Linked DNA regions of Homo sapiens: region 1 is linked to region 2. A link is a contact called in ENCODE Hi-C or POLR2A ChIA-PET data. All regions are on one chromosome and are shown on one strand. The core of a region is the stretch at or near the end of the contact, and the rest is flanking DNA. Distances in the headings are between cores, read along the strand shown.

The links. A loop is a pair of places that touch in the nucleus more often than their neighbours do. ChIA-PET counts read pairs that join two places held with the same protein, here RNA polymerase II (POLR2A). Pooled maps may share reads with other maps.
Region 1: a loop to region 2 is called in a map of CD4-positive, alpha-beta memory T cell, with 2.3 times the contacts of the local background. The contact joins two enhancer-like sites. A Hi-C loop is called at or near these places in 1 of 168 maps with a recorded cell type or tissue (CD4-positive, alpha-beta memory T cell), 3 of 37 single-sample maps with no recorded cell type and 9 of 50 pooled maps. POLR2A ChIA-PET finds 5 or more read pairs at or near these places in 3 of 52 experiments (OCI-LY7, activated B cell and activated naive CD4-positive, alpha-beta T cell).

The regions. Positions count from the first base shown.
Region 1 is chr21:14,478,022-14,484,514 of GRCh38, reverse strand. The region is part of intron 1 of LOC124905053 (a long non-coding RNA gene); the gene reads right to left. Among named protein-coding and RNA genes, the nearest start is that of SAMSN1, 65 kb to the left of the region's middle. Within about 2 kb of position 2,199, at least 4 of the 41 ENCODE cell types and tissues checked have a DNase peak (open chromatin) inside an H3K27ac peak, as active enhancers do.
Region 2 is chr21:14,670,470-14,677,966 of GRCh38, reverse strand. It overlaps LOC105372738 (a long non-coding RNA gene), which reads left to right. Exons shown (of 2, transcript XR_937589.2): 2 at 887-1,282. Among named protein-coding and RNA genes, the nearest start is that of SAMSN1-AS1, 92 kb to the right of the region's middle. RefSeq lists a cis regulatory region at 1-373. Within about 2 kb of position 2,011, at least 8 of the 41 ENCODE cell types and tissues checked have a DNase peak (open chromatin) inside an H3K27ac peak, as active enhancers do.

The DNA.
Region 1 (6,493 bases), core at 950-3,449, 190 kb after region 2:
CACTCCAGCCATAACAATATACTTGCAATTTTCTTCCCTTTGTGACTTTCCATATGCTATTTATTTTCCTGGAGTGTCTCCTGCTATTTTCCACATTAGGAAGTCTCCCTCTTTCCTCCATCCTAAAGGTCACTTACTCTGTGAAGCCTTCCATGATTCCCTTTGGTGCTCTCTTCTTTGTGTTTCCATAGCAACTTGTAAATTGTGGTTCATAGCACTTGTCATATTATGCTTTATATATTTGTATGACAATTGCCCTTCCGTAAGACTGTGACCTCCTTGTGACAGAGATTATTTTGTTTAGCCTTTTTAATCTCTGGTGCCTAACATAATACCTGGCACACAGTGGGCACTTAGGAAATATTTGCTAGAGGGCATTGAATATGATGATTATTCCTATATAACAGATTCCATCTTCCTATTTAAATTGATCCATTCAATTTATATAGGTACTGTAGGTAAGTACCTTCCAAAGTGACCTATTTTTTTTTTAACCAATAAAACGTAATACCTTAGGAAAAAACAGGAAACACAAAGTGTTATTTCAAATGCTGGAGGACAACATTACACTGCTAACGTCCGGCATATTTTTCCAGACCCCTGAGATTTAACCGCATATGCAGTGCCCAGGTGAGGCTAAAGCACATGTCTACCTCTATTCTTCCCCCTTCACAGCATGAAATGGTGTTTCATTTCAGTTTTCCAAGGTGCTGCCTCCATCATGACCCCACTCTTGCTACAGCTACCACTCCAAATCGATTATTCTGGGGCCTCCTTAAACACAGCAGTCACTAACCATGATTTTAAAACTTTAATCACCTGCTGCCTCAGGGAGATCAAGACAGGATAGCTTCTTTATGGAGATGCCAGGAAATTGTAAGTTGGGGAGCAACTAACAAACTACTTGACTTTAAAACGGTGGCAATCGCCCATGACGCATACTCAGCCACAACTTCAATCACTTAAAAATGAAGGTCTGGTACCCAGTCAAGGATTTAGGGAAATGCTTTTGAGGGGAAGTGCTGCAGAGCCCTTGAGGAGATTGAAGCACAGGAAGAGAGATTGGATTCCTAAAAAGAGGAGACACCATGAGGCTCAAGTGGTCAGGAGGAAGGCCTCATCACGGAGTTCCGCACTAAAAAGGACACAAGAATAGCGGACGTATACTCCACATTAAGGGAGGGCTGCTGTCCTCACCTTACCCACAGCTCCTTACGGATCCTCTGCAGCTCTCGCCTCAGCTCCCTCAACGTGGGGCAGGGAACATCAACAGAAGGAAGACAGGTTTTTCTCTTGGCCATGGAAAGCTGAATAAAGAGCAGCGGAAAGATAAGAAACGGCTCATCCAAGGTTGGGAGGTAGCTGAGGAACTTGGACCTTCTGCTGCTTTTGGCTGAGTGAGAGACATGAGTCCAAGCCTTTTAAGATGGCTAAAGGATTAACATTATAATAATTACAAGATCATGATACTGGCTTTGTGTTTCTAGGTTGAACCCTGACGACATTTCCCAGTCTCATATGTTTATTTATTCACTCAGCAATATTTAAAGTTGGAACATGTATGCTGTCCAAGACTATGCCAACAAAGGTCTTTTTAACTATATAACCGCATGAGAATCATAGCATAGCTTCTCTCATTGGAACCCACTGAGTCTTTCATATATACACAGATCAGAATATACCGTTATTCTGATCCCAGAGATTCCGTATCTTTGTAAATTCAAGTATGTTGTGACAATATGCATGGTTAGAGGAATTTTATTCCAGATAAATAAATAAAATCCTCATAGTAATTTTTTGATGAATACAAAAATCAGATCATTTAAATTCTGAGTTCCCCTTGTAATGTACAGATGAATATATCTACATTCTGAAGTATTTCATTATAATCTTTTCTCTTTTAATCAATTAAATTGCCAAGGGAGTTAGTTCAGAAATAAAATAACTTTTAAAATTTCAAAATGATAGGCAGCTAAAGATTATCAGGATTTCAGAAAACGTACAATTTACTGAGGTTACAGTCAAGTGCCCTGCAACTTCCTGAATGAGGCCAAATTGATGACATTTCATGTTGAGAAACTTCCGTTACAAGCAGAAGTTCTGAGAAAAATAATAGGAAGAAATTTTAGATACTCCATCACCTCACACACGCACGCACTTCCATCCTCCCCACAACCATCAAAAAACTTGAATAATTTGCATACAGACTTCAAGTACTCTTTCATAAAGTGGGAAGTCACGCTACAATCACGTAAAGGTTGAGAGCAAAACGAATAGGGACTAAATGTAGGTAAAAGAACAGCAGCTTCTAAACTTGACCAGGTTTTTTGGCTATGGAAATGAGATAAAAGCAACCCTCTTTTTATGTTACCTCCTATTTAACTGCCGAATTTCTCTGATCACACCCAATGTTCACCTAAACATAGAGACTGGAGGAGATCATGGAGTTGAAGCATCTGGTTTGAGAATTGTGTGACTGGGCAGGTCATTTATCCTCTAAGCTTAGTCTTTTTTTTTTAATCTACAAAATGTTGTCAATTAAATGAGATAATGTGTGTAAAGCACACAGCACGACGCATGTAGTATGTGCATAAAAACAACTACTGCTATTATATCCACTACTTCATTTTTATTCATTGATGTCTGGACATTCAGTGGAAGCAGTGCACATGCTGCCACAATGCAGGCATGGACTTGCAGGCATTTGAAATTCTTAAGACACAAATTGTCTCAGAGCTATGACAACTGTGTTTGTCAGAAGCAATGAGAGAGAGTCAGCTGGCTTAAGAGGACTTCTCAGATGAATGACCATTTCTTCATGAAAGAATATCTTTGTTTACTCCTAACCAGCTTACGGAGAGGCTGTGCTATATTTAGCTTTCATTCCTCACACCTAGCTCATGATAGGAGTACTCTTTTTTTTTTTTTTTTTTTTTTTTTTTGAGATGGAGTCTCACTCTGTCACCCAAACTGGAGTGCAGTGGCAGGATCTTGGCTCACTGCAACCTCTGCCTCCTGGGCTCAAGTGATTCTCCCACCTCAGGCTCCCAAGTAGCTGGGATTACAGGTGGGCAGCACCATGCTTGGCTAACTTTTTGTATTTTAGTAGAGACTGGGTTTCACCATGTTGCCCAGGGTGGTTTTGAACTCCTGAGCTCAGGGAATCTGCCCGCCTTGGCCTCCCAAAGTGCTGGGATTACAGGCATGAGCCACTGTGCCCAGCCGGAGTACTCATTTTTGAAGAATGAAGGATTTATAAATAAATGCCTAATGAATAAGTGAAAAAATAAAAGTTTTGGGGTTATTACTGCTATTAGTGCACCTTGGACCCTGGTCTCTGATAAATTATGGAGTCACAACTCATTGTGCTATAGGCAACAGAGAAGCCCTCAGGAAGGCCGCCTAAATGTAGATATTTACCTATTTATAAAGCTTAAGAGCATTTAGGCAAATAATCTGCCATGGGAAATCGAAGTGCAGAAAGAGGCTGAGAAGCTACCAGGAACATATATGACCTTTTCATAACTCTTCCTTCCCTATCTTCGTCATGCAAACTTCTCACATTTGAATTACCAACAGTTAGAGTATCAGAAGGTCTGTGTGACATAAATTATAAGTTAAGAAACCATGAGGGAAGAAAGTAAAAAAATGACATTAGTATATTCAGTGGTTTCTTTTGACCTTCTGGGGTCCCTGATGGGCCTGAGTGCAAAGCAGCATTTCCTCATAGGGCAGGAGTAGAATCCTGATGTGTAAGGCTAACAGGATCATTTCCTTTCTGAGTTCTTGGGCACTAGGCCAAGTGAATGGGCAGGAATCATTCCAGTTGCCGAGTAAAATGGGGTGAAAAGCACTTCTGGCACACTTTGTCCATATAAATTATACTTGTTTGCAATTCATCAACTCCTTCTCTCCTTTATATCCATATGTAATGTAAATGATCATCTTTCTCTGAAGCTCCATAATGATGCAAAGCTCAAAAATGTGATAGAATCAGCTAAAAGAGAGCAGATGGAAGTTTATCCCCCAATATGCATATTCATAAAAAAAAATAGAGAACTCAACAAAAGGAGATACATAAGTACTTTTACCCGGGGGCTGCATGGACTTCTGTATGACAGTAAGTTGGTTTTCTGCAACTATTCATTTCGGAAACCTTTACTCATTCGTTTCTGCAGCAGTCATTGAAAATGCTCTGGGAAAAAAAAAAAACTGTCTCTGTAGGAAACAAATATATTTCCCTTTGGATTTTTATTGCACCTTAGAATCCGTGATTCAGGAAGTAATGGTTAAATATTTTACTAGAAAAATATAATTAGAAGGCAAACAATGTAAAAAAGTGAGGTCTTAAGTGTTCCTTTAGCAATACAAACTACAGACGTTTAAAAGCACACTGTTACACTGAAATAGTGATATAGGGAGAATAATGAACTGTCTGGATCACATTTGTATGTTTTAAAAAAATATCTGATTACTCAGGGGCTAAGGTGGTTCATGCTGGTGTACTGAAGATACAGCAATGCTGCTAGAAATTTAGTTTAGACAAAGAAAAGAAAAGATAGGAAATGGTAAATATATATATATACAGCCGGGCATGGTGGCTCATTCCTGTAATCCCAGCACTTTGGGAGGCCAAGGCCGGCAGATCACCTGAGCTCAGGAGTTCGAGACCAGCCTGGCCAACATGGTGAAACTGTATAAAATCACTGGAAGGGTGGCTGTGAGTTTTGGTAGCGTACAATGAAAGAAGTAGCATTCATACCAAAATGAGATGTTTCTGACTCTCCTCTCCAATCTACTCTCCACTTGTGAAGCCTGGATATTCACTCAGATATATTCACCTGTATAAGCTACTACATTCCAGTTCTGTGCCCTGAGGTTCCTGTTGGGCTCAGTGAGCAGAAAGTCCCCTCATTCCCTGAGGAGTGAGGTCAGGGTATTTGTTTTCCCTGTGAGATCACCTTGTGCTGGTGCTTCCCTTAATCAAAGGTTGCTAGTCCTTTCAAGGTGACCTTTTACATGATTCTCCTTCCTTGAGATTCTAGTAATTGCTCTTCCTCCTGATCTCTTAGGGTCTAGATTGAGTAACAGCTCTGTAGCTCTTAGCTCCCACTACCAGTGCAGCCCTTATTGGTTCCCCTGCCCTCTACTCTGCCCACACCTTTGTAATTAGTCCCTTTATAAATAAGCCTTCCTGGGATTTCCTAATTTGATTGTGTTTCCTGCTGGTAGCTGGGCAAGTACAGTGATCCACCAATGCTCATGACCTCATGACTTCTTTTTTTTTTTGAGACGGAGTCTTACTCTGTTGCCCAGCCTCCCTGGTTCAAGAGATTCTCCTGCCTCAGCCTCTTGAGTAGCTGGGATTACAGGTGTGCACCACCAAGCCTGGCCAATTTTTGTATTTTTTTTTAAGTAGAGACATGGTTTCACCATGTTGGTCAGGCTGGTCTTGAACTCCTGACCTTGTGATCCCCCTGCCTCGGCCTCCCAAAGTGCTGGGATTACAGGCGTGAGCCACCGCGCCCGGCCATGGCTTCAAATTACTTAGGCCATGTTCTTGAAAGCAGTGAGCTCTATGGCTCCGGTATAACTACACTTACATGGTCTCAGGTCATTTTTTTCTATTTCACTACCAGCCACCAGCCTTGCTGGCAATCAGTTTGCTTCAGGAAAAGAAAGAAAAGAAAAGAAGAGGAGAGGAGAGGAGAGGAGAAAGAAAAGAAAAAAGGGTAAAGAATTTCCACTAACTCCATCAAAATTCATGTCTTGTACCCTTTCAATTCTTAATCCACCTGTTTCATGGGGCCCAGACATATACTTCTCCTTTTTCCAAGAAGCTAAGAAATTCTGGAATTGGAGTGACTGGCAGCATATAAATGGAGGTTTTCATGCTGCAGTTCAGGCCAACCTAACTGCAATTAACACTTCTTTTCTCCTTTACTAATAACAAAATCCAGTGTCCACTTTACTATGAAACACAGGGTCAATTCTATTGGGAAAATGTACCACCCAACAATATTAATATGCATCCAGCAACCATATGATAAAGCAGAATGAAGGAAGTGCATATTTTAGGCTGCTTGCTACCTAATTAGAAATATCTGACATTAATAGCATTTTGGAGGGTGTGTATAAATATGATAACACATAGATACTGAAATTACATTAGCAGTTTTTCACATCTAAAATTCTTTGATTCTAAGTTATACTTCATCTACAGTATCACTTGCTAACATCAGGCTCTCATACACAAACTCTTAGGCCTCTTAGTCTCAAAAGAGGTTGTTGTAAAATACGGATGTCCAGATAATTTGCATGATTAATGAAAATATGTTTTAGAATATTAAACATTTAAAATGTTAGCATTCAGTAGACTTTCTGACAGAAGTTAAAAGACTATTAGAATGACTGATGAATTGCTACAGTACATTAGCCCTCAGAACAAGGAACCTGCTTGCTAGAGGACATTTATGTAACTTTTTAGCTTTCT
Region 2 (7,497 bases), core at 762-3,261:
AGGAAGGAGTTTAAAGGTTTTAGATAAAAGTAGTTTCATCATATTTTGAGAGATCACGCTGACAGTGAGGGGATAGATAAAGTGGATGTGAAAGAGAATAGAGGCAGCAAGACGAGTGAAGAGAAAATTGCCAGAGTAAAGGGAAGATTTCAAAGACTGGTTTCCAGGACTGGGGATCGAGGAGTGGAGCTAGACAGCAGTGGTGGCTGTGGGATGTTAAGCAGTAGACAGAGTCAGCTGAATTGAGGCCGTAGGGAAGACTGAGAGCGAACGGTCCAAGAGATAGCACAAGACCAGGAGAATGGTTTATCCATTCAAGGGAGGAGCCAGCTCTAGGAGTAAAGAAGCTCTCTCTCAACTGTGCTACCAGCTCCAGATAGATGATGTCCGCAATGAGTGTATTAGATTGGAAAAATTTGAATCATTAATAACCTTCAGCAAATCACGTTCCATAGAATGATGGGACATAATTCTAATTATGGTAGACTGAACAATAAATGCAGTGACCAAGTGATTATAAATTAGTCTTTGCAAGAACATGGCTTTCAGGGGAAGGAAAAAGAGAATGATGGTTAATGGAGGAAGGTTTAAGGTCAGAGATGGTGTTTTTTAAAGACAGGAATGGCTTGAGCTGATGTGTAGATGGCAGTGATATAACAGGTAGAGGCAAAGAGGCTGAAAATTCATCAACTGATAGTATAAGGTCTTTGTTCTGAAAGAGATAGCAGGAGGGAATGAGATCATAAGCAGAGCAAGTAGTTTAACCTCACATTGTCAAGTGTTGCTGACATACCAGACCCATGAAGGGATAAAGGAAGTCAGGAAGCTGATTTAAGAGGGATGTGATATTTGTAATCTCTTACTATGGGTTTTTTTTTTTATACAGGCATTCCTGTAAACTTATATTCATGAAGAAAGTCAGAGTACTTGTTGCAGATGCAATGCTAGGTCTTCAGCCATGTGCTATAGAAACAGAAGGTGACAAATATAACCAAGGATTGGGAGGAGAAAAAGAAGAAAGCCAATTTGGGAAATGAGACTGTAAAGTTTATAATGCTACTGATTTTCAAACATTTTCAGAAGCAATGGAAAGAAGAATGCGAAGAAAATGAGTTTATTTTCCAAAATGCTTTTTTTGTTATTGTTTTGCAATTTCCCTTTGTTAACATCATATAGGTTATGGGGGTTTCTGTTTTGAAAAAAATAAATACTGCACCGTGTGTGGATTGCTACTCAGCACTCAGCAATAAACAAGTCAATGAATGCTCTAGGTTTTAATGAATTCGGTTTTACTTCTTTACATCTACTTATTAGCTTCTCTACCTAAGATGTGTACACGAATCACTCTAACATCCAGGCTTCCCTGCAAATTAAAAACAACAACACAACACAGAAAACAAAAACCACCCAGAGCTCTCAAAATTAATCCTAAATATAGTTTTGCCTGGCCCCTGTGCAACGTACAGGCTTAGCATGTTTCAGTTTTTCAGGTCTTCTTTTTGGCGTCTAATTTCCTGAAGTTGAAGAGACAGCTGTCTGGGGGCCTGAGACTTAAGATGATGAACATGCAGATATCAAGGAAATGGTTTCCTTACAGCAACAGCTCCTTTTAGATCTGAGCATTTCCTCATTCTCACCTGACTGTAGAACATTACAAGTTTCCATTTGTGCTGAATTCAGATACATTCTTTCTTATTGGTGGAGGCAGTTAGGGTTAACTTCTTTTAGCCTGCTTTATGCAAGGCAAAATTTAATCAAAGTGATCTCCAGATTCCAGTAATATGACATTTCAACTGTGTATCCTGAAGAAAAACAGTGCATACAGATGTTTGCAAATGAAACCAGAGGAAAATACTAAATCTTTATTTTTTTCCTTAGCATTTAAAGAAAGCTTGTTTTTATTTCTGGACAATAACAATTTCTATGTTAGCCACTGTTTCCTCGTCAGTCTGAGAGAAGTAAAGCATTTTGTCTTCTCTGGCAGTTGGGGTTTCTAACGAGAGTCTGCTTATCCGCATATGAAAACAGGAAGTGCTGTTGGCTGGTGACTGACTTCCTTCACTTACTACCTGCTTGTCTAAAGTTTGGGCTTCATAAAATTGGTTCAATCTTCATGGTCCAAGTAAAATAGAAAATGAAGCAATTAACCATTTAATTTAAACGATATTAACAGTCTGAGTAATTCTAATATCGATCACTTTCACACCCTGAATTACTGATGAAGAAAAATCTATAAAGTGGAATATGGGTTATGATCCAGTGCCAAGCTGGGCCATTTAGGACATGAAGTGGACAATTTGGTTTAGTGTTGGCAAACAGCTAAACAAGCCATCTTCAATCATTTGCGACTTGCAATAGTAACTTAATGTTGTTTGATTTTATTTCATCTTCCTATTTCACTTTTTATGTTCTATATGGCATTTTTGCTTTTTAATAAGTAACTTTACACGTACTGAAGCAACTACATGTCACTTTGTTTATATATATATGTATTTTTTGAGATACAGAAAAGTCCTCTAATTTGCCTGTAAGGCAGTTTTGAAAGTTGTTGCTTTAGGAACAGAGGAGTGTAAGGAATCCTACAGAGAAAGTCCTAAGTCATATCTTGGAGATAAAGAAACTGAGGCCAAGAGAAATGAACTGCCTGAAATCAAACCACTGGTTACTGGTAGTTGCAGGCTGACAACAAAATGACTGCAATTGTTCTTGGTGTCTGTGTTTACATCCATTGCAATGTGACTTTGAATCTGACCATGCACTGTGACTTTCTTTGACTGATTGATAGAATTTGGAGAAAATAAGGATGCCAGCTCAGCAGCATAATTATAATATAACTAATGCATAATTTATTTAATTTACCTTTTCTTAAATTCCCAGAATATTTTATAAAACTAGCAGTTCTCATAGGGATTTTTCTTTTCACAATTTTGGCTTCCAGCTATCTGGCAAATTTTCAAAAATTTGTTTTCTTTGCTTGTATATTGTATAATTTCTTCGTATCTTCTACCTCATAAATCCTCCTAAAATGTTCTTTCCTCTCCTTTTTGTTTTTGAGTTTTTAGGAACATCTTTGGCTGAGGTGGAATTTCTGACTATGTTATTGGGCACTACTTTGTGGTACCAAGTTTTAATCCACTTAACAGCTTCCAGCATATTTACTTTTTTTGGCAGGCAGGTGATGCTCTCAGCTATGTCCACACCAGCAGGCAAAATTGCAATAAGCAAGCAACTCTTGGAATGAATAAAAAAAATCCTTCACAAGGGGGAGGTCAACCTGTTTTTGATAAATTTCAGTTTGTTGTCACCCGAAGCTATGCACGTTAGCATAAGGCATTATCATATTTGCAGCCCAAATAGAATCCTGTATCTGACACCCTCTTTTTCTTTAGATGATTTGCTCGTTCTTATATGAAAGGCAGTAAAATGTAATAAAATGAGCACTGAACTTTATGGTAAGAGCCTGAATTCGAATTCTAGATTATCCACCACTGAACTTTATGATAAGAAGCCTGAATTCAAATTCCAGATTATCCACCCATTAACTGTGCCACTTTGGGGAAGTCACTCAACTTTATGGTAAGAAGCCTGAATTCAAATTCTAGGTTATCCACCCATTAACTGTGCCACTTTGTGGGGGTTACTCAACTTTTCTCAACCCCAGTTTTTTTATTAGTTATTTTAGAGAATAAGGTAAAATATTGTAAAGCATTTTGTAAGCTGCAGACTCCAGTATCTACTTTTCTTCTGAGCTCCATACATTTTCAATTGCCTGTTAAACATTGATGGCTAAATGTCCCATCCAAAATGCATTTCGATGTGCACTACTCAAGCTTTCATTTTCTTCCGAATTCTCTAATTCTATTAAATCATACTAATAATTTGCCAGTTACCCAGGTTGCAAATGTTTAAATATGGTTTTGTTGCCACTCTCTCATTTATCCCTTATAAGTTATTCTTTTATTTATTAATTTTTGCATCCAGAAAATGCCTATTAATCACCTGCTGCCTTTTCTGTTGCTGTACATCCTCCCTCTTTCAATCGCATCTCTGCATTTCAAAGCAGGCTCTGCTCCATTTTATCTCCCTGTTTCACACTCTGCTCCTCTGGCTTTGGCATCTATCTTATATCTCTCAGCCCAGACGTTGACCTGATTGTATCACTTCTTGCTTAGTCTGCTTTTCTGGCCCCAGTGCCTCTTGTCTCTGATAAGAAGCGCTCCTTTGTTCCTAGTCTGTGCCCTGTAGGACCCCCTCCTCCCCATCCCAATGGTCAGCTGGGCCTTCTGAGCCAATTTGTTAGCATCCCCATTTCCATGATGGCAGGAAAGGCTCAGATGCTACAAGTGACACTGAGGATGTTACCTAATTTTAATAAATATCATTTTCTCATTTTAAAAATGAGACGGATATACCTCACAGGGCTATCGTGAAATGAGAGAACACATGACTGGCACAGAGGAGGTACTCACAACCTAAGTGTTCTTCCCAAAGATCTAGCTATAGTTGCATAATACTAAACTCAGTACTCCACATCTGACCATTCAAAATAGAAGCTTAGAATCTAAGTAGGGAGATGAGAATAAAATGTTTAATAAATTTGTGTATAGAGATAGACTATGTAATGCAGTGCAGGTGGATGAGTACAAAGTACAAAAGTGAGTAGAAAAAAGTGACTCAAGAAAGACAGGCAGATATGATTTGTAAAGAAACTATTAGGTGTGAATTGGTGAAAATAAAGCAGGAGAATATTTTAGGCATGAGGAATTAGGAAAATTTTGAGAGCAAAACAAATTATGGCATTGTGGTATAAGTCTGGTAAAATGAAGAGGATGGGTTTGGGTTAAAGATCCTATTTGGAGAGGTAGAGTGGTGCTGATTATTGCAGACTTTCATTTTTGTCCTAGGAATAGAGAAATATATGTGAGCCAATGTTTTGAATATTATCAAAATTTTACAATAAAAGCAATGTGTTTTGTCACATTTTAAAGAGGCAATTAGAAATACAATGAATTTGTAAATCTGTTGATATTATATTAAACAAGTAGTCTCTAACCCCAGTTTCAAAATGCATTATTTTAAATGTGAAATAACATTTGTGAAGAAAAAAATTGACTGCATTTAGGCCATCATCCGTTCAATGGAGGTTTCCTGTGGTTTATTTATGAATATTAGTTGCTGTCCCTTTCTGTGTGAATTGGGCCAGAAAATCACAAATGCAAAAGTCTTTGGGATTGTCTAATTCAAGCACTGCACATTTTACAAGTGAGGAAACAGAAAGGGAAGTTAAATTCTTTCATGAGGTAATGTGTAGTCAGTGGCTAAATGAAACTCAAACTTTTCTTTAGATTTTTAATCTAATGCTTTAAAAATATATACTTAAGAACCTAAGATAGCCAAGATATTATTAAGGAAAAACAGCAGAGCTGTACCAGATAGGAGGACTTACTCTAAAGCTGTAGTAATTAAGAAAGTATAATATTTGCACAAAGACAAGTGGAATTATGGCTATTCCAAAAATATATCCACGCTAAAATAGTGCCTTGATATGATAAGTGTGTCATGAATTTCTATAGGAATCAGTGGTCTTCTTAAAAAATTGTGCTGGGTTAATTGGATATATCAATGAAAAACAAAAAAGAACCTCAACTCCTACCTCACATCAAACACAGAACTGAATTTGAGATGGATCACAGACCTAAAGTGTAAAAGCTAAATCAATAAAACTTCTAGAATAAAGCATGGAGAATATCTTCACGACTTCGAAATGAGTAAAGATTTCTTAATAAGACACAAAAAATGCAAAAAAAAAAAAAAAAGATTAACAAATTGGATTACATTGAAGTTGAGAACTTCTGTTTATAAAGTGATAAAATTAAGAGGATGAGAAGTTAGCCACAGGCTGGGAAAAGATTTTTGTAACATGTATTTATTTGTCAAATTACTTATCAACAGAATAAGGAACTCATACAAAAAAAAAAAGCAGATAACTTAATTAGAGATGTGTGATCAATTTTAACACACATTTCATAGTGTCAAAATGGCTAAGAATCATATGAAAAGGGCCTCAATATTGGTAAAGCCCCAGTTAAGACACACATCAGAACAAAACATTAAAGATGAACAATACCAAGATTTGATGGTGATATGAAACAGCTAGAATTCTCCTTCATTGTTGATGGGATGCAATCACTTTAGAAAATGATATGCCAATATCTACAAAAGCTAGGCATACACCTAACCCATTACCCAATTTTCTATTCTTATATAGAGAGGTAGATAGATAGACATGTTCTTATCTTAGTTATATATATATGTGTGTGTATATATATGTGTGTATATATATACATATATACATATGTATGTATATATACATATATACATATATACATATGTATGTATATATACATATATACATATATACATACGTGTGTATATATACATATATACATATGTATATATATGTTTGTATAAAACCAAAGAGAAATTAGTGCATATTTCCATCAAAAGGTATATAGGAATGCTCAGAGGAGCTTCATTCATGAGGACTGAAATAGGGGAAAATAACCATTCTCAATCAATAGTAGCAAGGGTAAATAAATTATGGAATAGTTACATAACAGGATGCCACATCATATGAAGAAGAATATACTAGACCATGAATGAATCTCAGACATAATGTTGAATAAAAGAAGTCAGATTTTTAAAGTATATGCTGCATGATATAATTTACATTAAAATAAAACAGGCAAAACAATACATGATGATAGAATAGTGATTACCTTGGGTTGGAGGTGGAGATGGTACTGGCTGAGAGGGACACAACGTGGTCTTCTGAAGCACTAGAAATTTGTATCTTCATTTGGATGGTGGTTCTATAGATGTGTCTATATGTAAAAAGTTATTGAGCTATATTGTACATTTACTATATGTAAGTTTTGTCTCAATTTTTAAAAAAATGACAGTGATGTTATTCCCTGAAAAGAAACAATTACCATTAAGAAATTGAGAAGAAAATTGTCTCTTATTTTTTTTATTCTAAAAACTGCTTCAAACATTTGCTCTTCAGAGGTTGTCATCCCAGCACCATGGCTCCCAATCTTTATCTCATCATAGTACATAGATAATCTGATATTTTTATGACACATTGACATATTACACAGCTGGAGGAGAGAGAGCTAAGATCTCTAGCCCTTCCAGGCTGTGCCTGGTGGCCTGGAAGAATCAATATATCAGTGTGTGAGTATTTTGGTTTGGCCAATTGCATAAAAATATAGACTATTTTAGTTTTATCACACAAAACATCAGGCTAAAGACTGATACAGCCTCAGGCCATTCTGGATAACTTGGTATATAAATGCTGCATCAACAAAAAGAGAAATTTGGAGAGCTGACATTGTTGGTTCTCTCATGGCATGTCTTTTTTTATACCAAATTTGTACTGTACCGAATGCAAAGAGACATTAGAGCCATGTGCCCTTCCTAGTGTCATGAAGTCTG